Regions from separate parts of the Homo sapiens genome. Here all the other regions are linked to region 1. The links are chromatin loops, found by intact Hi-C in ENCODE. Cell type or tissue: PC-9. All regions are shown on one strand. Links, peaks and the distances in the headings refer to the core of each region. The heading gives the core; the rest is flanking DNA.

What was found. Peaks named below come from ENCODE experiments on the same cell type or tissue, not always from the same donor. Only the 100,000 strongest peaks of a DNase experiment are listed, where the experiment ranks them.
Region 2: it touches region 1 in a loop (4-fold over the local background); 2 of 110 quality-filtered maps call a loop at or near these places.
Region 3: a loop joins it to region 1, with 8 times the contacts of the local background. A loop is called at or near these places in 20 of 110 quality-filtered maps.

The regions. Positions count from the first base shown.
Region 1 is chr1:214,209,896-214,217,091 of GRCh38, reverse strand. No RefSeq gene overlaps it. Among named protein-coding and RNA genes, the nearest start is that of SMYD2, 68 kb to the left of the region's middle. In PC-9, for the core only: CTCF peaks have their summits at 2,798 and 2,998 (motif pointing left); DNase peaks (open chromatin) are centred at 2,531 and 3,741; H3K27ac peaks cover 2,050 bases.
Region 2 is chr1:215,142,840-215,150,035 of GRCh38, reverse strand. All of the region lies in intron 3 of KCNK2 (potassium two pore domain channel subfamily K member 2), which reads right to left. Among named protein-coding and RNA genes, the nearest start is that of KCNK2, 64 kb to the right of the region's middle. In PC-9, for the core only: a CTCF peak has its summit at 3,584; a DNase peak (open chromatin) is centred at 3,605.
Region 3 is chr1:215,523,250-215,530,445 of GRCh38, reverse strand. No RefSeq gene overlaps it. Among named protein-coding and RNA genes, the nearest start is that of KCTD3, 40 kb to the left of the region's middle. In PC-9, for the core only: CTCF peaks have their summits at 3,508 and 3,707 (motif pointing right); no DNase peak of the experiment used is centred there.

The DNA.
Region 1 (7,196 bases), core at 786-5,785:
TACCTGAATAACCAGGCTGCCTGAAATCCTGCCTAACCCTGGAAGCATTGCAGTTGCATGAGTACAAAAGGAGGGAATTCCCCTGAAGGCAAAAATGAAGTCTGTCTGGTCCTGCTGAATACCTATGTCTGGCCCAGCACCTGGCACATAGTGCATGCTCAATAAATATTTGTTCAGTGAAGGAGAACAAACAGCAAATGCAATTTAATAACTCTCCCCAGTCCTTGAAAATGTTCCTGTCTGCATCACATTCTGACACAGCTGGTATCTAATGGACAGCCATTAGGTACAAGGGCTCCATGTTTCACATTTGCCAATTCATCGAATCCTTCTAGCCATCCTGTGGTATTGCTTAAAAAATCAAATCTAACAATTACAGTTTTCTCACCAGACTTGAGTAGAATATGCTTGCTAAACTTGTCCCAAACTTTTCCTGTAGTGTCAGGTTTTACCTACAAAAATTCAAGGCAGGCTGGGGCAAAATTTCTTTAGCAGCCTGGAAGCTCAACACATTTCCCTGTTACAGCGTAACAACAGAGTAGTTCTCTGGGGCGTTATCTGCTTTTAAAGTTAAAAAATATTGTAAAAGTATCAATATGCTTTGCCAAACATTCAAACCATACAGAAGCATATTTAAGCAAATACGTTACATGCCTGGTCTCTTCTCTCTTCCCCAGACCTTTCTCTGTGAACTTCATTCACCATAGGTGGCTACCACAGCCACCCATCACCTTCAGATGCTTCCCTGAACTCCTTCTGGGCCTTTCCCTAAGAGCATAGTATTCACATTGCTTTGCAACCTTGGTTTTTTAATTTAACCATATGTTGTGGACATCTTCCAGGTCAGTACATTTGATTTAACTCATTCTTTTTATCGGCTGCCAAGCAGTGATGAGCTGCCAGTACCTAACATTTGTTGAATGTGTCTATGTACCAAGTACCAGGTGTCATTTTTATTTTATTCTCACAAAAACCATATGAGATAGGTACTTTTTTCTATCCTATTTTTGTATGAGGAAACTGAGGGTTTTAAAAAATTATAATCCACTTAACTAGTCCCTATTAAGGCATAGTTAATTGAATATATATTTATACACACATACACACATCTGTAGGGTAAGTCCTGGATTCATTCATCCCACACTGATTTTTGAGAGCCCACTATGTGCCAAGAAATGTGGTAGGCACTAGGAATGCTGTGTTGAAGACAATATAGATCCTGCTTCAGTGGCGCTTATACAGTAGTGCCTAGACAGGCAAGAGTCATGACATCAGGTGGTGACGTAAGCTAAGAACAATAAGACAGTGGAGGGAATGGAGAGTGACAGAGTTACTATTCCAGAGTGTGTGGTCAGGAAAGACTTCTCTGGTGAGAGACTTGATGAAGCAAGGGAGAGAACATTCTGGAACAGGAAATCAAAGATGGAAATGTGGCAGGTTCAAGGACAGAAGAGCATATCAAGGATAACTCCAGGGTTCCGGGACTTCACTAATATGCTGAGTGGCAGGGCCATTTACTAAGAGGGGATGGGGAGCAGGAGCAGTTTTGAGAAGGTAGGGGAAAGGAAAAAGAATTCCATCGTGGACTGATGTTTGCTGTGTTTATTACACATCCAAAGGGAGGTGTTCAGAAAGGAGCCTGGGGTGCAGAGGAGAGGTCAGGGCTGGAGACTTAATTTGGCCACTGTCAGTCTATGAGACATGTTGAAAGATACAGGACTGACTGAGTGCACCTGAGTGAGGGAGGCAGAGAAGACCAGAATTTCTAAGTCAAGGAAATGCAAACATATTCCTAAATGTTGTCAAATTGTTCTTGAAAAAGTTTTGCCAACTTATACTTACCAATACCCCAGGAGAAGGCTGACTCCATACCCAGGGGTGAAAAATAAACTATTGTTTCCATTTAAATTTGTATTTATTTACTATGAATTAAATTGAGCACATTTCCAATGTTTCATTGGCCCTTTGCTCCATTTTATCCTGTGATATGCCTCTTCATGCCGTTTGCCCATCTGATCAATTGATAAGAATATTGATTTACAGGATTTATTGATCTATACATTTATTGATTTATAAGAGCTCTTAGAATATTTATATTTAAGAACATTAATTCTTTGTCATATGTTTTACAGCTTTTTATTTTTTCTTCTGATTTTCAAAGTGCTTTTTGAAGTTCAGATGATTAAAAGTTTTATGTAGTCAAGTCTAATAATATCTTTTCCTTTTAAAGCTTCTGAGTTCAATACTTAGAGCGGTCTTTTAAAATCTAAGACGGCAATAGGATTCCCCAGGTTTTCTTGTAATTAAAAGTTTCCAGTGTGTCTGATTTCTCTTATTTTCACTGCAGAATTACTCAGCAAAGGAATCCATGGAACTAATTTCTTTTTAGGCTCATTTGGCAACAGTTTGCTGCTGGTGAAGCAGGAGGAGGTTAAATAGCAGCTGCCAAGCTTTTGGTTGTGCCCAGAGCCCAGCACACGATAGGTGCTTAACATATCTTTACTGAAGGAATGCTTTGCTGGCTTTTGTTTTAACATGGGTAAAACTCTTCATAGTTGCCAAGTACTTCCCTGATGTTATCTCTTCCGAAGCTCCAGCCTTTCCTGCAGTAGAAAAAGGGGCCGGGGAGGAGGCCAGGGTGACTTGGTCAGCACTGACCAGAGCTAGGGACGACAGCTTTATAGAGGAAACGCCTCGCAGACGCCACTGGGGCAGTTCCTCTTCACCTTTCTTGGATTTGGTGACTGGAGAATTTCAAATACACAATTGCAGTTTCTACTCTGGAGCTCGCTTTGAGGAAGGAGAAAGTGTTTGCTACTCTAAACGAAATATATTGTAGGCAAAATGCATTTTGTTTTGCAAGCAGGGAGCTAGTGTGTGTGTGTGTGTGTGTGTGTGTGTGTGTGTGTGTGTGTGTGTGGTGGGGGGGGGGGTCCCAGTTTCCAGTCCTTTTCTTGTCACTTTCTGCCATCTACTGGCCATAGCACAAAATACTCTGGAATGACTTCAATGATGCCTATGAAGAAAGAGGCTTTATTCCTGTACGTTCTCAACCTGAAATGTAATTTCCCAGATAAATTTTGCCATAATTCACCAGGATCCAACATTTATTTTTTTCAAAATAACAGTTCTGTGAAGGGACTGAATTATTTGAGCAATGACTTTATTATTTTTGTTCCTTTGTCTGAGAAGCAGTATTTGAACTCTGACCACCTGAGTTTAAATATTGGCTGTATAATTTATTGTCTGTGTGACCTTCAGCAAGAAACTCAACCCCTCAGTGCCTTATTCTCCTCATTTGCAATGTGGATTTGATACTAGATCTTGCCTCTTAGGGTTTTGCTTAGATTACGTTGAGTTCTCAAATATAAAGCATATAGTATCTTGCACTGCAAGAGTACTCCATAAATGTTATCTGTTATTTGCTTGAAATCTATGTGAGTTTAGGTAGGCATTACTCTGGGACATAGAGAATTCCATAAATTAGGTATTTATAACCTATGCCCAATATTTGTGTACCAATTTTGTTTCCAAACTGCTTGCATTTTAACTCTGGAAATTCAGCCCAAAAACAGCAGCCTCTGTTCTGGAGCCCTCTTTATTACCTCCTGCTGGAATAATCCATATTACCTCTGAGCTCCCATAGCCCAGTATCTGGTCCTCTCTTGGACTGACGATTTCACCTTGGAATGTGAACTTGTCTCGCCTTGTACATTGCCTGGGTCCCTGAGGGTAAGACGCAGTCTGATTCATCATTATCTCTCACAGTCTCCCTTACACTATGTTATTCAGCAACTACTCAACAAATATTTGTTGAAAAGCCGAATGAATAATCTCATTTGATTCTCCCAGGAATCCTGAGTCAGGTACAGCAGATATGAATTGTGCACACTGAATAGATGAGGAATTGTGAGACTTGCCCCAGATGAGATGGAATGGGGCTAGAATTCAAGGCTGGGGAGAGTCTGTGACATGCCAAGAATGTGCATGAAAGAGAATCAAGGGAGCAACATAGAGGAAAAGGCTCATCCCCAGCCCGTATGCAATGGAGCTACACACTGAAGAATAATTTTGGTGGGGCTAGGAGGAAGGGTTTCGTGTCTGAAGCTGATCTTCTGGCTGTCATGCCTCATCCAAGTCCCACGGAACTGCATTTTCATAGTCCAGTGCCAACTTCCACATTTCCACTGTCTCATCAATGATTGTCAGTCTCATGACTAATGCTTTGGGACTAGATGTCAAAATATTTATTTCTCAAAATCACTTATGATTGTCAAGGGGCCACAGAACCCCTTCAGAATATCCCTGTTACTTATGATTAGGTACAAAGATCCTAGCTTTACTGGGAGTCAGGGACCATGAAGATGTCTCTATTCTATTATTCTCTATTACATTTTCATCCTTTGCTTCCACAGACGAAGGCCAAGTGAGTCTCTCCTGATGATGTTCAACCTTCATTCAACAAGTTGAATAATTACAACAAGCCATAATTACTGTTGTACATGTGTACAACAAGTGCCTATGGAGCACCTGCTAGGGGCCATGTTATGCTGGGTGCACAGGGAAGATGTGGTCCTTGTCCTCTTGCTTACAACCAGGAGGAAAGCCAATTGCACATATGAGCCATTGATATCAGTCAGCCTGGAGAGTTTGATTTTAACTGGATAACTCAATCTAAACATTTTTTTTTAAGTAGAACTCTTTGGGTGATTTCAGACATACAGAGGCTGACTGGCCAAGGAATCTATTCCTCTTTCTAATATTAGAAAGGAATATATTCTTAGGAATCTATTCTTCTATCTAATATTTATTGTCTTTAGGCTCACTTTTGCATTCTTTCGTAAAAGGTGGCCAAGTATCAAGAAAAGGCAACCCTTTCCCACACCTGCAGCTACTAGCTGGTCATCACCCCAAAGAGAAGGCCTCTAGCTGAGAATAAAAGTGGTACATCTTTACAGTCTAACAGATACCCTTCCCTTGTGTCAGAAACCATATCTCAGATTTGTAGGGAGGTGAGACTACATAGCTAGGAGATATTATGGATCCTAGTGAAACATTCTAACCCCAGTAGTAGGGGTAGCACATGACAGTGTTAGGACCTGATGAGACATTATTGTCCCTCTGGAACCTGGGGCTGCTGGAGAAATTGGCCTGTATCCCCCAAGGACACCTTAGCTGTGGAGGTTACATGGGGTTCTCAGCCCAGCCAACAGACACTGTACATGTCAGCAGTGGTGTGATGCCAGCTCTTGGGTGTGGCAGATGGGACAAAGAAAGTGGAGGGTTTTCTCCTCTGTCCAGCTCTCTTAAGTAACTAAACTTTGGCCCCCAATTCCCCGACCCCCACTGCTGATTTTCTGTAGCCCATCCAAGCAAATGAGATCAGAGAACCAAACCAGACCAGAAATGTGATATCTTTTTCCTCCCTATTCCTCATCTACCAGAGCTCTATGATTTTCACCAGTCTAGCCAGGAGAGAGAGCTCTGAATGAAGAGTAACTGAGACAATAATATTCAAGTATCCTAGACCATGCTAAATCTCTAGAGCTGGGTAATGTAAGTGTTTGGCTTTCAGCAGAGCAAAGTGGAAAAATGTGAGGCAGACAGAAGGTGTTTGAATCTCCCACTGTTAGCTTGGTAGCCACAGGCAAGTCATTCACCTTTGCATTTGTTTCCTCATTCGAAAAATGGAAATGCTAATATATCCCTTTCAGATCCATTATAAGGATTAAAAATGTATAAAGCATGGAGCATAATACAGCATCTATTATTATTGTGAAGAATATGTTGTCTTGCCCTCAAGAGACTTGTAGTGTAGTTTGGAGAACTAAGACCATCACAATAACAATCACAAGAATGTGGTCTGTAACAAACAAATGCCTGCGCAAGTCAGATAGAAATTGAAAGTAGGGAGAAAATTATCCCACCAATTCCACTACACCTGCTCAGTTTTGTCCAAATACATTTATTAAACATTTACCATGTAGCAGGCTATATTGTCATAGTTGTGTAATTTACAGGTTCAGGAGTAGTGCAATTTACAGGTTCAGAAAGACCTGGCTTTGAATCCTGTCTCTACCATTTACCAGAGGTATGACTTTGGCCATTACTTAAACTCTCTGGCTTTGGCCATTACTTAAACTCTGAGTTTATTACCGAGTGTCCTCATCTGTAGGATAGGGTTGTTAATAGTACCTGGCTCACAGGTTGCTGTGAGTAATAAATGAATTAATGTATATAATATATATTATATATATATACTGTAAGTAGTAAATATATAAGTATATAAGTATATATAATACTGAGTTATAAATGAATTAATATATGTAAAGGAAACAGCAAAGTCCCTGACACATTGTAAGTGCTCAATGAACAGTTGCTGCTATCATCATCGTCATCATCATTATCATCATCACCACCACCACCACCAGCACCACCAGTCCCTATGCTTAATGTCAGGGATTTTAAAAATGAATGATACATTTTCTGCCTTCAAGCACTTCACAGTTCAGTAGGTCCTCGTATTCCATTGAATCCCAGAAGCCTTTGGTAAGTGATCCAGGTGAACATAACCTATTTTTCTAGAACAGAAACAAATTTTGCTTAGGAAATTTGCAATATTTTGACCTAGAGCAGGGCATTGGCTTTTACCCAACGACGTCTGCTTTGGGAATGTGCTTCCCTAGAGCTCCCTGTGAAACTGAGATAGAGATTTGAGTCTTTCCTAGGCCTATTGGTTTTTACAAGAGTGAAATTTATCCTGTTCAGTCCTCATAATTATGCAAGTGAACAGACTTATTTATAGATCAGGAGTCTCAACTTACTGTATCCTTTTATATATATATATATATATTTATGCATAGCTGTGGCTTATATATTCCAGGGTATTCTAGAGTTCCCCAAAAATATGATTGAGCTGCAATTGTACTACATAAGATTAGGAAAGATTGTACTACATTTAATTAGGAAAGTAGCATTTTAGAATTAAAATGCATAAAAGTCATAAAGTGTGCTGCAGAAAAAGGATTTCCTAGTATCTGAACTCAGAATTGAGGATTTCACTCCTGGTTTATGGGGTTAGAGTGGTAGAATCACGAGAGCTTATTAAAGTCATTTAATCTAAGAATATTGAATGGTTACGTGTAACTCTGCTCAGAGGTGGGGGCTAGACCAATTGGTTTTAAAGTTTTTTTTGC
Region 2 (7,196 bases), core at 1,138-6,137, 930 kb before region 1:
AAGTTCCGTAAGGTCAGGGGCCATGTTTTAGTCATCATGATAGCCCTGGTATTCCCACTGGATATCTAAACAATACCTAAATGCTTCCTAAAGTTATCTTCCTACAGTCTATGCTTCGTGGTAGCCCTCTCTTCATTCTACTCAGGCAGTCTCTCATCTTGAATGTTGAGGTTTTCAAGAATACCTGATAAAGTTTCAGAGTGTGGACCTAATTGTCAAACAGCTTTTCAATGTGGCCTTCACTGAAATGGTGGGGTTAAGAAAAATATTACATGAAGATATCCCACTAGTGACTCCTGATTATCTTTCAAAATCTCTTCTGCACATGAGTTTTATCTGCACTTCGTACTTATTGAGTTAACTTCTGATTAGCATGCTTCCTTTAAAAATAATCGTACTAGCTTATTTCATGTTCCTCCCTTTAGTAATTCAGAGTTTTGACCTTAGCGAAAGGCTAGCAGATAACTATGGCCATAACTCACTTTGTCTTGCCATTCTTTGTTAGTGACCTTTTTCTTTAACACCTCATGGGTTGCATTACAACACTTTCTTCATAAAGTATCTTTTCATAGAAGATTGTCTCTTCTCCAGCATCCCTATGCCCACTGACAGATGTGCCGAGGAAGTCTCCTAACTCTGTGTGCTCTGGGGAATACCTTAATCTTTTCCTTCTCCCGAACACTCATGGCATCTATCACCACCATTTGATTATGTTTAAATAACATAAATTGTCACCACAGGGCCAGAGCTCCTGAATCTCACTCATCCTCAGACGACAGAAGGCTTTGTAGGCAATGAGGCAGACCTCCTTACCACCACAACCCCTCCATTCTCCTTCCCTGCTTCCTAGCAGTTCCACCGCCACTACCTCAAAGCATTAAAACAGCCTGTCTGTGTTTTTTCTCACACAAATCCATCTCCTAATAACCAACTCTTTCTAAAGCGCAGCTTCAGTTTTGATATTCTGTAGTTTCAAAACCCTTAAGTGTTCCAAAATCGTTCAGCACAAATCATCACTCCCCTTGTGCCAAGACTCCCCGGTGTACCATTGCTCTCTACCTTTTAGAAACTTCAGAGTCATCATTACTCGCTGAAAAAAATAAGCTGAACTTTCCCGATTCCTTCATTTTTATGTTGTTTTCTCCCTCTAGCTGACACAAGGGTGGACCTTCAATTATCGTGTTGAAATCCTGTCTGTCCTTTCCTCCCACCTCACACCACTTTCACACACAGTCATTCCTTACCCTTTCAACCAGCTGTGATCTTGCCTTCTTTCAACATACATAGTACTTTTCTGCCATTAGAGGAACTATGTATTACTCTAACGTGAACTCTCATCATTCGGTTACAGGCTTTGTCTCTCTTCTTAATCATAAACTTGTTGGGAGCAGAGAATCTCTGGGAATTATTTTTCTTTCCTTTATATATCTTGTATAGGGATTTGCTCAGAGCAGATATGCAAGAAAATATGCTGAATTGAAAAGAGCAATCTATAGGTTTTTATTAATACCGCATATTTTAATTGAATAGACATATTCAGATCTAGATAGTTCTACTGTTCTAATTACTTGTACTCATTTTTATTTTATTCTGGACAGCAAGGAAAAGCAAAATTATTGATACGTACATATTTAAAAAAAACACCCTTAAAAATAATTAATGTACAGGCATGGTGGGTCATGCCTGTAATCTCAGCACTTTGGGAGGTTGAGGCAGGTGGATCACTTGAGCCCAGGAGTTCAAGACCAGCCTGGGCAACGTGGAGAAACCCCATCTTTGAAAAAAAAAATTAGCCAGGTGTGGTGGTATGCACCTGCAGTCCCAGTAGCTCAAGAGGCTAAGGTGGGAGGATTGCTTGAGCTCATGAAGTTGAGGCTGCAGTGAGCCATGATCACACCACTGCATCTCCCGCCTGGGCAACAGAGCAAGACCCTGCCAAAAAAAAAAAAAAAAAAGGAAAAGAAAATAAAAAAATAATAATTAAAATATCATTTCAATACAGAACCATTTAAATTACTTTAGAGGCAGAAAAACAACATTAATAATACAGGGCAAAAGAGTTGAAAGTAGGATGAGAAAAAAGAGCAACATACATTTAGGAGATGCCCTCAATAAGCAACCTAAAAAGAGCAAACCTTTTAGAAATCAGAGTGAAATGACAATCACATCTCGTGTTTTTGTTTGTTTGTTTTTTGTTTTTTGAGACAGAGTCTCACTCTGTCACCCAGGCTGGAGTGCAATGGTGCAATCTCAGCTCACTGCAACTTCCATTTCCTGAGTTCAAGCAATTATCCTACCTCAGCCTCCCAAGTAGCTCAGATTACAGGCACCTGCCACCACACCCAGCTAATGTTTGTGTTTTTGTTAGTATAGACAGGGTCTCACCATGTTGGCCAGGCTGGTCCCGAATTTCTGACCTCAGGTGATCCGCCCGCCTCAGCTTCCCAAAGTGCTGGGATTACAGGCATGAGCCACTGCGCCAGGCCACATCTCGTGTTTTTAGAAAAGTGAGTCAAAGCTACTGTTATGCAGAGGAAAGAGCCTAATCAAACACTGAAGAAGAAATATGATTCCAGAAAAATATGATTCTAATTACAAGACAATATCTTTGTGAAAAGATCTGTTCATTTTAGAATTTTCACACATCGTACACTGTTCCTCTATAACACCAGTTTTAAACTAAGGATCCATAGCAAAATCATATATGGAACTTTAAAAATCCACTTCAGAACAACTAAATTATTTTCTTCTGGAAAGGGAGGATGGTACATGTGCATTTTAAAATACCTACAGAGGTGATTCTGATTCATGCCCCTGTCATAGATGCAAGGTTTATGGGTCGCAAGCTATATGAGGCTCTGTAGGAAAAAAAATGAATAAAAATTAAAAAGAAGACCCATACAAATGAGGAGTCTTAATTTTCAGTCTCGAGGTAAACCTGCCTCTGTCTCTTTGTACATAGAACAATATTGATTAGATTTATCTCTTCTAGACAGCTATGACATCACTCTATTACTATATTTTCATCAATAATAAAATAATTTTCATTACCAATAAAAAGGGTAATTGCGAATATTTCTTGAATGCTCACAATCTCACTGCATATCAGATACCATGCTGATCCCTTCATGTGTACGCTTATTTTAACTTGCTCAACAATCCTACGAGGTTTAAGTACAACTAGTTATCCCCACTCTCTGAATGTGGAAAGTGAGATTTACTGAAGTGAAGTAATGTGTACAAAGTTAAACAATTGTTAAATGTTAAAGCTGAGATTTAAACTATTAATTCAGTTGCTTGGAGCAAGTGTTTGAGATTAAGGCGAGAGATATGGGTCCTCAAACTTAGCGTTTTTCTCAGTTGCATAACTACAACATATAAATCTGGTTTGGGACATGCCATTCTGCAAATATGCACTGTTTTACCTTGTCAGACTGGGAAAGTATGTATATATAGGTGCATCAAAACAAATGCATTGATTAAAGTAGGTAAATCAAAGGGATGTTTTGACATTTTGTGTCAACTTTAAGTGATCAAACTTCCTCTTGGCCCAGAAACAACCGCGCCTGCAGTTCAAACAGTATTTCACAAGATGGCTCCCTTGCTATTTTTAGTTGCAACTTACATAATAAAATCCTACATGACAGTTGTAAATTTCAAAATCTATAGGAAGTTACAAGTTTCTTATGTTATTTTTTGAATGAGCTTCTACCAAACATTTTTTGGTAGCAAGATACATTCATATAACCTAGAATTGCAGCTAAACGTTGAAGGGCTATTCCTTTGCAAAGAAATTTTGCCAAAGAACAATAATAATCTACCTGTAGATTGTTTCCAAACTTTCCCAGCTGTTTCCTGAATACATTTGAAATGCATGCTGTTCTCATAGTCCTTCTCAGGCTCCACAAGTGTCTCACAGTGAGAATATTTAACTATTCTGGATTTCATTTCGAGTGTTTAAAGATATGCATTTTGTTAATAAAACACGAGCACTAAATATTGGCCAACTATTTTATCTGAAGCTCAAGCCAATCAAGAGAGAACTGTTCAAGGCGTAATAAAATTATATTTCTGTCAATTGCTGTAAATTCATGTGTTATTTAAATACTGATGATCTGATTCTCCTCTTATTCCAAGAGGAGAAGAAAAATAATTCTGTAGCATTAAGGAAATGGAGAACTATTTCTTAGCACAAAATTTGAGTAACTTAAGTTTTCCTGTGTATTGAAAGAGATCATAAATTAGGAATCTGAACTTCTATCACAAAGCACTTTCTGGAAATCACACTTTAAAGAGTATTGTTAAAAGACTTTTCCAATATAATTTGATGTTGTATTCCTGACCAGACTTGGCATCAAACAATAAACCATAAAATCAATAAATAAAAGTCTACTATAGCAGTAAACTGATAGAACTATATAATTCCTCTGTCATCAAATTGTCCTAAAGTAACACATTAGACATAACATATATTTTTTTCATTTTAGAAAGCTGGATCTTGGTGGACATAAGTAATCTAAAGTGCCAAGAAATCCATGCTATCTTTGATTCACAGTAATTTTTCTCAACTGCAAATAGACTTATTCAAATTTATTTTCAAGTGTACTGAAGGTAACGTAGCATAGCAGTTAAGACTTCAGGCTCTAGAGCCCAGGTGTCTTGGTTTAAATCCTAGCTCTGCTACTCTGTCACTGAGAAAGTTACACACTGCTATGTGCCTCAGTCTCCCCATGTATAAAACAGTAAAAGGAATACATAATATAACAAACATAAAGAACTTAGCATGAAGCATGCCACATAGTAAGCAGTCCATGAGTATCAGCCAGCTAAAGTCACTTTCATGGCCACCAAGCATAGCTCAGGTAGTACCACTGAAGCTCAGAATAAGGGTCTGATGTCAATAAAAAATAATGGTGGCAATGATGATGATGCTAATGATGATAGCACTTTCTCTCCTGAAACATATTTCAAGTAAGGAGTGGTTGAGTCAAAATTCTCTTTTCACACTCTTCACTTTGCAGAATACGCAACCATAGAAAACAGCTACTTGATATTCAGTCAAATAATCTGTGAAATGAAGTGCTCTAAATTACTGTTCACCTTTCATTCTCCTAGCCAAACAGACATTAGCAGCTGTGAGAATATTTAATCCTTCATTAGTAAGTGGTATAATAATTTTATGACAGCAAAGCCTGTTATTTTGAAGGCGTTAACTTTGACATCCCTCACAGAATTGCTCGACCGTATCTTGTTTAAGATGGCCTATTAATTTTTATATTCACAATATAAACCACCACGAACTGAGGTGGGAAAAGCCTCTGAATTTTTTAAGCAAAATCATTAAATGTAAGCATAGACACAGCCAATAGAATTCTGACCCCATCACTACACAAAGTGGAAAACTGAGGCCAAAAAAAATGAAATATTGGTGGCAATAAGGCAGAATAGATTGAAGAGATAAAACTCAAGGTTTTCAAGTACTGACTGTCTATATTGAATATAATTTTACTTGAAATAAGGGTGTAAGGAACGAGCCGTGCCTTGACTATTACCTTGTGGTAGCAATTCAAAACTCATCAACTACTGTCTGTCTCAGACAGGAGAGAGAAAGCAAGTGACAGCCAACCCACCTGAATGATGTGTAACTATACAGATCCTGAATCTGAGTGATGACAGCTGAAGTTGGGTCATTTAGATGAAAGGCTACATCACTAAAACCATTAAGGGGCATCGATTAAACTCAATTTAATGCAATATCCATTACCATTTTTAAAATTCATCTCTGGTATGGGATTCGGCTCCCATGTACACTTTTATTTTGACAAATATCTTCAAAATAATTTATTTCTGTATCTTAGTTTTTAAAAGATACACATTAGAAAAAAGGGCATATGTTTACATTTTTAAAAACTGTACCCTCAGCATCAAAAGAGTAATGCCATTTAGCCTAAATATCATACAAGGTTTTCTCACACATGGTAAAGGCAGATATACTTTACTTAATTCAATATTTACAAGTAAACAAAGTGTTGGGAGACACATCAGAGATATAGTCCAGTGTTTTTCATACTGATTTCTTGCAAATTACTTGTAGACAGTAATTTTCCAAAGGTGACGATTTTTACTTGTAGAAAGTGTTTTCCAAAGGCAACAATGGCATAGCCCTTCCACTTAGAAAGATAGGGTCTTAGAACTAAGTCCCTAAACCATTAGGAGGAAAGGCGAACATATATCATCAGTTCACTTAAAATTTGTGGTACAACATAGATACTCTACATTTTTCAAAATGTAATTCAATACAGGTCTGGCTCCCCTGGCCACTAGAGGCAGAGGTCAGAGTTAAGAGGTTATAAGTGCCAACACTACAAGCTAGGCTCTGTAGGCTTAAAACACCACAATGGCATGTGCCTGCTGCATGATTAGGCACATTGTTTAATTTCTCAATGCTTTGGCGTACTTATCCAAAAATGTGAATAATGGAAACAACCACCTTATAGGGTTGTTATAAGAATGAAATTTCATAACATATGTAAAACACTTAAAACCTGGCACATACCACATGCTAAATACTGTTACACAAGAGACCATACAAAAGGCAAGTCTTTCAATCTAATGCCATAATTTTTCTGACCTATGACATTTTAAAACCCACTGATACCAAGGCCTACAATGTTAAGGGCAAATCAAAAGTGGCCCAGCCAGTGTACAAAGGCAAATCTGTGTGACCTCAAAGTCCTGCCCTCCTATAGAAACAGGCAGCCTTCCCTTGGATACAAAACACTTCCACTTCTGCCTCACCACAGATACACTTACACAGACACACACACGCATAGCACATGCACAAATAGATCTATTTATCTGTTTTATACATGTTAGAAATTCAATTTAAAAAAAAGGATTCTAGGGCCTGGGAGGCAGAGAAGAAATATGAAAGCCACTATTCCACATCACACTTCGTCTTCGCACCTTAGTTTCCTACACACTTTCTCATTTGATCTTGAAGTGAAGTACAAACACAAAAAAGATAATTATGAGAAGGCCCACCCTTGCTCTAAATGTGGACTCTTAGTGTGTTTTCCCCTTTCTGTAATCTCTTCACAGCTATGATGACTACCTCAGATTACATCCTTCATCCTAAATTTAGTCTATTAGAAAAGCAAATGCTGGAACCCAGGATTTTAGCAAGAAATCAACAA
Region 3 (7,196 bases), core at 846-5,845, 1.3 Mb before region 1:
GGGGTATATGCCCAGAAGTGAAATTACTAGATCTTACGGTAATTATAATTTTAATCTTTGAGGAACCACCATACTATTTTCCACAGTAGCTGTACCACTTCCACCAACAGTAGACAAGTGTTCTAATTTCTCCACATCCTCCAGAACACTTGCTATTTTCGTTTTTTTTTTATCATAGCCATCCTAATGAGTGCAAGGTGGTATCTCATTATAGTTTTAAGTTGCATTTCCTTAATGATTAGAGATGTTCAAAGGCTACATTAAGGAAGTAATTATACTATATATTTCATCTGGTGACCACTTGGGCTGTGAAAACACATTTTTAGGAATAGGTACACTGATTCTGAAAGTGCTATAGCTGATCCACAATATTCTTGGCATGGGGATAATACGTAGAAGGCTAACAGTACACATATTCTTTTAAAGAACATGTATAAAATAAAAGCCCTTTGTCATTAAGAAATTTATGATGTTATTTTGGATTAAAAAACAAATATAAAATACTTTCAGAATTTCTGAATTATATGCTAATGATGATATAAGTTTAGAAAAGGGGAAGATGAGTATGGGCTTGAAAATTTAGGGGTGGATTCGTGCATGACAGCAGAGTTGGAAGACAGTCTAAGTCAGAGTAATCGCATGAACAGAGGTACAGAGATAAAACAGAGCTTTGCTCATCTGGGAGCCATGAGATAACTTACCCACTAGCTAGGAGAAAGTGTGCTAGTCATTCTGCCCAGCTGTTTATTGGTGCATATTACTTACATGTAGGACTATGCTAGATGCTGGGAGAAATACAAAGATGCAGACAAACAACTTTTCTTCATAATACATGCTATCTTGTGGATGGGGCAAGCCACAACTAACTGCATTAAGAGTCAGAATAGCTCAGAGCTTGCCAAAGGGCACAGGCCCTGGAGTTTCCCTGAACAACTCCATCACTCTTGAGGGATGACCTCGGGGAAGATAGTACTTCACTTCTCTAAGCCTTGGTTTCCTTACCTGCGTGCACAGTTGGGGTTAATCTCAACTGGTCTGGATTGTTCATGCTCTTATGCAGGGAGCTACTGACCCTTGGCTAATGCTATAGTACTTATTAACTAAAGACAAATGCTATTCTGTATGGGTCTGTGAGTTGTTCTGGAGCAGGATGTATCAGTGTGTCATCATTGTTTAGAAATAACCGGATTTATGATTTGCATCTGGTTTCAGTAGAGGTTGGGAGCAGGGGGTGATGTTTCAACAGTTAAGGCTGGTCACATAGCTGAGATGTGCCTAGTGACCAGGTTATGGTGAGAGATTCCTTACCAAGAACGGACTTTGGACTTCCAGATGCTGATGGTGGTTTGAGACCTAGAGACTAAGTGAAGTTGGTATGACCCTACCCAGTGGAAAGAGGACAAGGAAACCTGTGCCTAACATTTTGGGACCATTTTGAATGCATGTCCTTCTCCTGCCATTGCCATAGGTATCTCTTGCCTGGTGATGATAAACGGAGCCTTGAGTCCTTTCAGCAATCAGACCCTTAGAATGATTAATGTGTAATTACTGGACTGAAAAATAGTAATAATGATAATCCCCACATTATACTGTTGTATTGAGAAAGAAATAAAACGATCTAGGGCTAGTTCTTGGATTCATGTCTGGCATGTTATAGGTGGTTAATGAATGATTGTTATAATATTTACCAAATAGTGCGTTTGGGATAAAACATGTTTTATCCCAAGCATTCAGAGGCAAAAACCAATCCTACAAATTATAGTGGTAATCGGAAATTTCATAGAAAGGGTGAAATTTCATACTGGCTTTGGATAATGTGTAGAATTCATGTGCAGAAAGAAGTGTAGAGGGACAGACAAAATAGGAGCAAAGTGCAGGATCAGGAAATACAATGGCATTTTTAAGAGACAGGTGAGGATGTAAGCTTGGCCAGAAAGAAAATATTATTAGGAGATGAATCCCCAAAGGTACATGGAGATCTTGTCTGACATTGTTTACAACAGCAAAAATTGGAGAAAATCCCAAATTCACATCCTCAAAGACAGTAGATGAATGATCTGTTATAGTCACACAAAATACTATAATGCGACACTCAGTGAATGAACTGTGATGATGTGCAGCAACACAGAGGAATCCTAACATAATATTGAGATAAATAACTAAAATAAAAATATATGCCTTTAAAAAACAGATAGACAGATCGAATAAGACCATGTTAAAAAGAGAGAGAAGGAAAATGCACACCATATTTAGGATGGTAGTTACCTTGGGAAAGGGGTAGCAGATAGAAGGGATGGGGACCACACAGCTAGATGTGACTGATTGCCAAAGTTTCAGCTTCCATATTGGCTGTTAGGTCCACAGGTGCTTGTTACATTATTAAAATACACACATACGTACATGCATAATTAATGGAGGAGAGATATGCAGAAACCATCAATAAGTGTGCCATGAGCCAAGGATTAAGATTAATACAATTCTGTGATCTTGAGGTCCCTCAGAGAAAAAAAAATACAAATAAAAGCAAAAGCAGGCCAGATGCAGCGCTCATGCCTGTAATCCCAGCACTTTGGGAGGCCAAGGCAGGAGGATCTCCAGAGGCCAGGAGCTCAAGACCAGCCTGCACAACAGAGTGAGACCTCTGTCTCTACAAAAAGATTTAAAAATTAGCTGAGTGTCATTGTGCAGTAGTAGCAGTAGTCCCAGCTATTCGGGAGGCTGAGGCGGGAGGCTAGCTTGAGCCTAGGAGTTTGAGGTTACAGTGAGCTATGATTATGCCACTGCCCTCCAGCCTGGGCAACAGAGCGAGAAGCTGTTTGAAAGGGAAAAAAAAGCAAAAGCACATAAATGTTTTTCTAACCCACACAATCCAAAATATTTATACTTTGTATACTTAATATTTGAAAAAATATTTATATACTTTAATATACTTAATATTTGAGAAAAATGGAATCCATCTCTGCAGCAGAGCATAATCCTCCCCAAACCTTCAATTTGCTACCTTTTATTTTACATTTCCCTTCAGCTAGACAATGGAAGATGTGAGTTTATTGCTGAACCAAAGTGCGAAATACACTTCCATCATGTTAAACTACTGAGATTTAAGAGTTGGGTTTGTTACTCCATCATTAAGTAGCCTGTACTGACTAATTCATCTACATTATGAAGACCTTATGCATTTCACATTCCAAACTTACAAAACAGATGTTACTCACATCACATAAAGAACTTGTAACTTTATCAACAGAGTTAATGATAAAATAATCATCTTTAATGCATCAAGAGAAAAGAACACCAGAACTGAAGTCATCCTGACAAGTTAATTCTTTGCATGGTGGTGTTAGGTGAAATTACTGACCCTGTTATGTTTCCATTTCTTTATGTATAAAATGGAATAATAGTAAAAGTTTTTATTTTTTTACAATGTGGCTCTGAATATTGAATGAGACAAGGTGTATGAAAGCTTTAACAAATATGGCCTTCTTTTGAGGATCTTATTTTTCTTTGGAGACACTACCTCCTTGAGAACCAACAGGCCAAATAAAATTAAATTGTTATATCCTCCAATAGTTAAAAGTAAATGAGAAATTATTAACTATTAATGAACAGAAACATATTGATTTGGTATATAACAGATTAACAAATATTTTTAAGAAATATAACGAATACATGTAAGTGAATTTCTCAATTTGACCACTAGATGGAAGCATTCTCCCAAAAATTGTGCACCTTTTTTAGGCCGTTTGTCTTCTAATGCAAACACGGTACCTCTCCAATGCAATAGCTTGAAGACACGTCTTACACTTAGGAATAAACACATAATAGGATATCCCTGGATCACAATAATGTAATGCATGATTTTTAAAAAGTGATTCAACCATTCTTTTCCTTGTTTTATTTTCTGCTGCAAAACACTTTAAAGATACACGATAACAAAACAGAGTAATGGAAAAGACATAATGGAGACCTAGAAATGGCCTACCAAACACACTAGACAGAATCACCTCCCAGTTTCTAACATTGTTTTCAACCACACCTTTACTTGTTATCCTTGGGCTTGGAATTTCTTGAGATCCTGTTTCCCAGGTGTTACCTTCTTGGTCAGGTCTTCCACTTCCCCTTTATCCTAAGGGCAGAGAAGACCATCTCCTCTGTGATTCTTCCCTACATCTCTGCACCCTGCGTGCACATCTCCAGTACAGCACGAGCCCATTGTCCAATAGTTTATTCATGTGTCTGTCTCCCAATCTCTCTGGGCACTTCTGAGCACAGGGAATGGGGTCTTTAGCCTGGCAGAGGTGCCTGTTACATACAGGGAACCAATAGCAGTTTGCTGAATGAACCTTAATCTTACCTGAATATGTATAAACACTGCTACCCATTGGACTAAGATATTGTCTGACTGGTCCAAAATGTATCAAAAAAAGCTGTCTTCTTCTTCCTCTCCACACTTTTCCAATGTTGTCCGCACCCACCCAGATGCAAGTGTTAAAACAATGCTTAAAGACAAAGTTTTAAACTTCCTAAGTTAATTACATTGTTTTTGTGAATGTGGAAAACGTTTTTAAGTTTAAAGTCATTATGTTAATTTTATGACAATAATGTAATATAGAATATGTAGACAATCTTATTTAAGAACTTTCTAGAACTTATTTTATGGTTAAAAACTAATGACGTAAGCAAAACCAAATATGGTGAGTTATGGAAATTGAAGAGCATCTGAAAAGTGCATGAAATATACCATCTTGATGATCCTTTTTTTTTTTTTTTGAGACAGAGTCTCGCTCTTGCTGTGTTGCCCAGGCTGGAGTGCAATGGTGCGATCTTGGCTCACTGCAACCTCCATTTCCCAGGTTCAAGCAATTCTCCTGCCTCAGCCTCCTGAGTAGCTGGGACTACAGGCACCTGCCACCACTCCGGGCTAATTTTTGTATTTTTAGTAGAGACGGGGTTTCACCGAGTTAGCCAGGATGGTCTCGATCTCCTGACCTCGTGATCTGCCTACCTCGGCCTCCCAAAGTGCTGGGATTACAGGCATGAGCCACTGCGCCAGGACCTTGATGATGCTTTTAAGAACATCTTATGAAGTTAGAATTTTCACCTACTTCACAAGAGGTAGTTTTCTTTTCTTCTAGCCAATTTTAAAAAGCTAACTAATCTAAGCTTGTTATAATGCTAAGTCCTGTGAGCTATCTTGATTTCCTTTGTGTACAACATTTGAAGGTTTTTATTAAGATTTATCTAATATCAGTAATTACTATAAAATTGTATTTAAAAGCTACCTTTTTGGGAATGTAAATTAGTTCAGCCACGTGGAACGCAGTATGGGGATTTCCCAAAGAACTTGAAACAGAGCTACCATTTGAACCACAATTCCATTATTGAATATATATTCAAAGGAATATAAATCATTCTAGCATAAAGACACGTACATCTGTATATTCATCCCCATGCATCACAATAGCAAAGACGTGGGATCAAGCTAGGTGCCCATCAATGGTGGATTAGGTAAAGAAAATGTGGTACGTATACATCATGGAGTACTAAACAGCCATAAAAAGAATGACATCATATCCTTTGCAGCAACATGGATGGAGCCGGAGGCCATAATTCTAAGCAAATTAATGCAGGAACGGAACACCAAATACCTCATGTTCTCACTTATAAGTGGGAGGTAAACACTGAGCGCCCATGCACATAAACGTGGGAACAATAGACACTGAAAACTACTAGAAGGGGAGGGAGGAGGGCATGGGTCAAAAACCACCTATTGGGCACTGTGCTCACTATGTGAGTGCAATATACCCATATAACAAACCTGCACATGTAGCCCCACATTTAAAGTAAAAGTTGAGGATAAGGGAAAACTTCCTATACCACAGATTCTGTTTTAACACATGTAAAATACATATATTATATATGGTGAAGGGTCTTCACTAGACCAAGAATATAATTTGCATCCTTAAGGGAGTGCATACCAATAAGAAATTGATCATTAGTATTTTTCAGGCTGACATAAAAATCCCAATTTTGAATGAATAATTTAAGCAGGCATTTTAGCTTAGGTTACAGTTACAGTGTTTACTGGATTTTCTTTACTCCTAGTAATTCTTAGTCTATTGTGGAAGCATTTTCATATTGTGGTGGTAGCAAGGAAGTAATAAAAACACTAATGTTTATAGTGCTTCACAGTCTGTAAAAAGATCTGTTATGGACTATATTTCATTTGATTGATACAACAGTCTCCAAAGATAGGCACGGCAAATACCATTTCCTTTTTCTATTTATGAAAAAGAACTAGAACTTACGGATTTAAGTGACTTGCTTAATAGCACACAATTAATCATGTGACAGAGCTTAGTTGGCAGCCCTGGACTTCTGACCCCTAATCCCACATGTTCTTGTATTCATCAAGATGTACTCACAAGGACCCAGAAGCTGAAGGTTTAGTCTCATCTCTGTCATTTAAGTGCCTTATAAACATTAACAGCCAGATATTTTGAGTTTCAGTTTTTCTTGTTTAAAAAATGAAGGTTTTAATATCTGTCCTTTGTAATTGACAAGATAGCTATGAAGTACTTTGTGAGCTATTAAAGTGGTCTATTGAAAATATATGCGTGAGCAATATAACTGATTGTGTAGACCTGTGAAGTCAGGATCATTGATATTGGTAGAGAAGGGAGTTTTTTAGATTACAGAAGTCTTAGCTTGGATTATCGGTTATTCAAAGCACAGGAACTGAAATAAATTATCAATTGTAACCACACTGTGGCACTACTTACTCACGTAAGATTTTTCATTTCAAATTTTCTCCCTAAATTGAACTTTATAAAATGGAATATCACACTATGCCTGAGGAATTCATTGTGTTTTCTTACATATCTCTAAGTATTTTAATTATTTACTACAAACTTTCATAAAGATTAACGTAGTAGTTCCAAAAAATTGAAAAGTAGAAAATTATCGTCTTGATATTCTGATACCAAATTCAGAAAACATTGTAGCTTCTCGCTTTGATTGTGTTAGAGTGTGCGTGCCCATGTATGCCCAAAGCTGCTGAGTAATACAAGTACAAACTCCAGAAGACTTTAGCAAACTGCTTGACTATTATTCCCCTTAAACCTGGCATTAACCAGCTGATTTGGTTCCCAGAGGTGCACTGCCCCAGTCATATGCTATAATGAGTTGTCAAACGC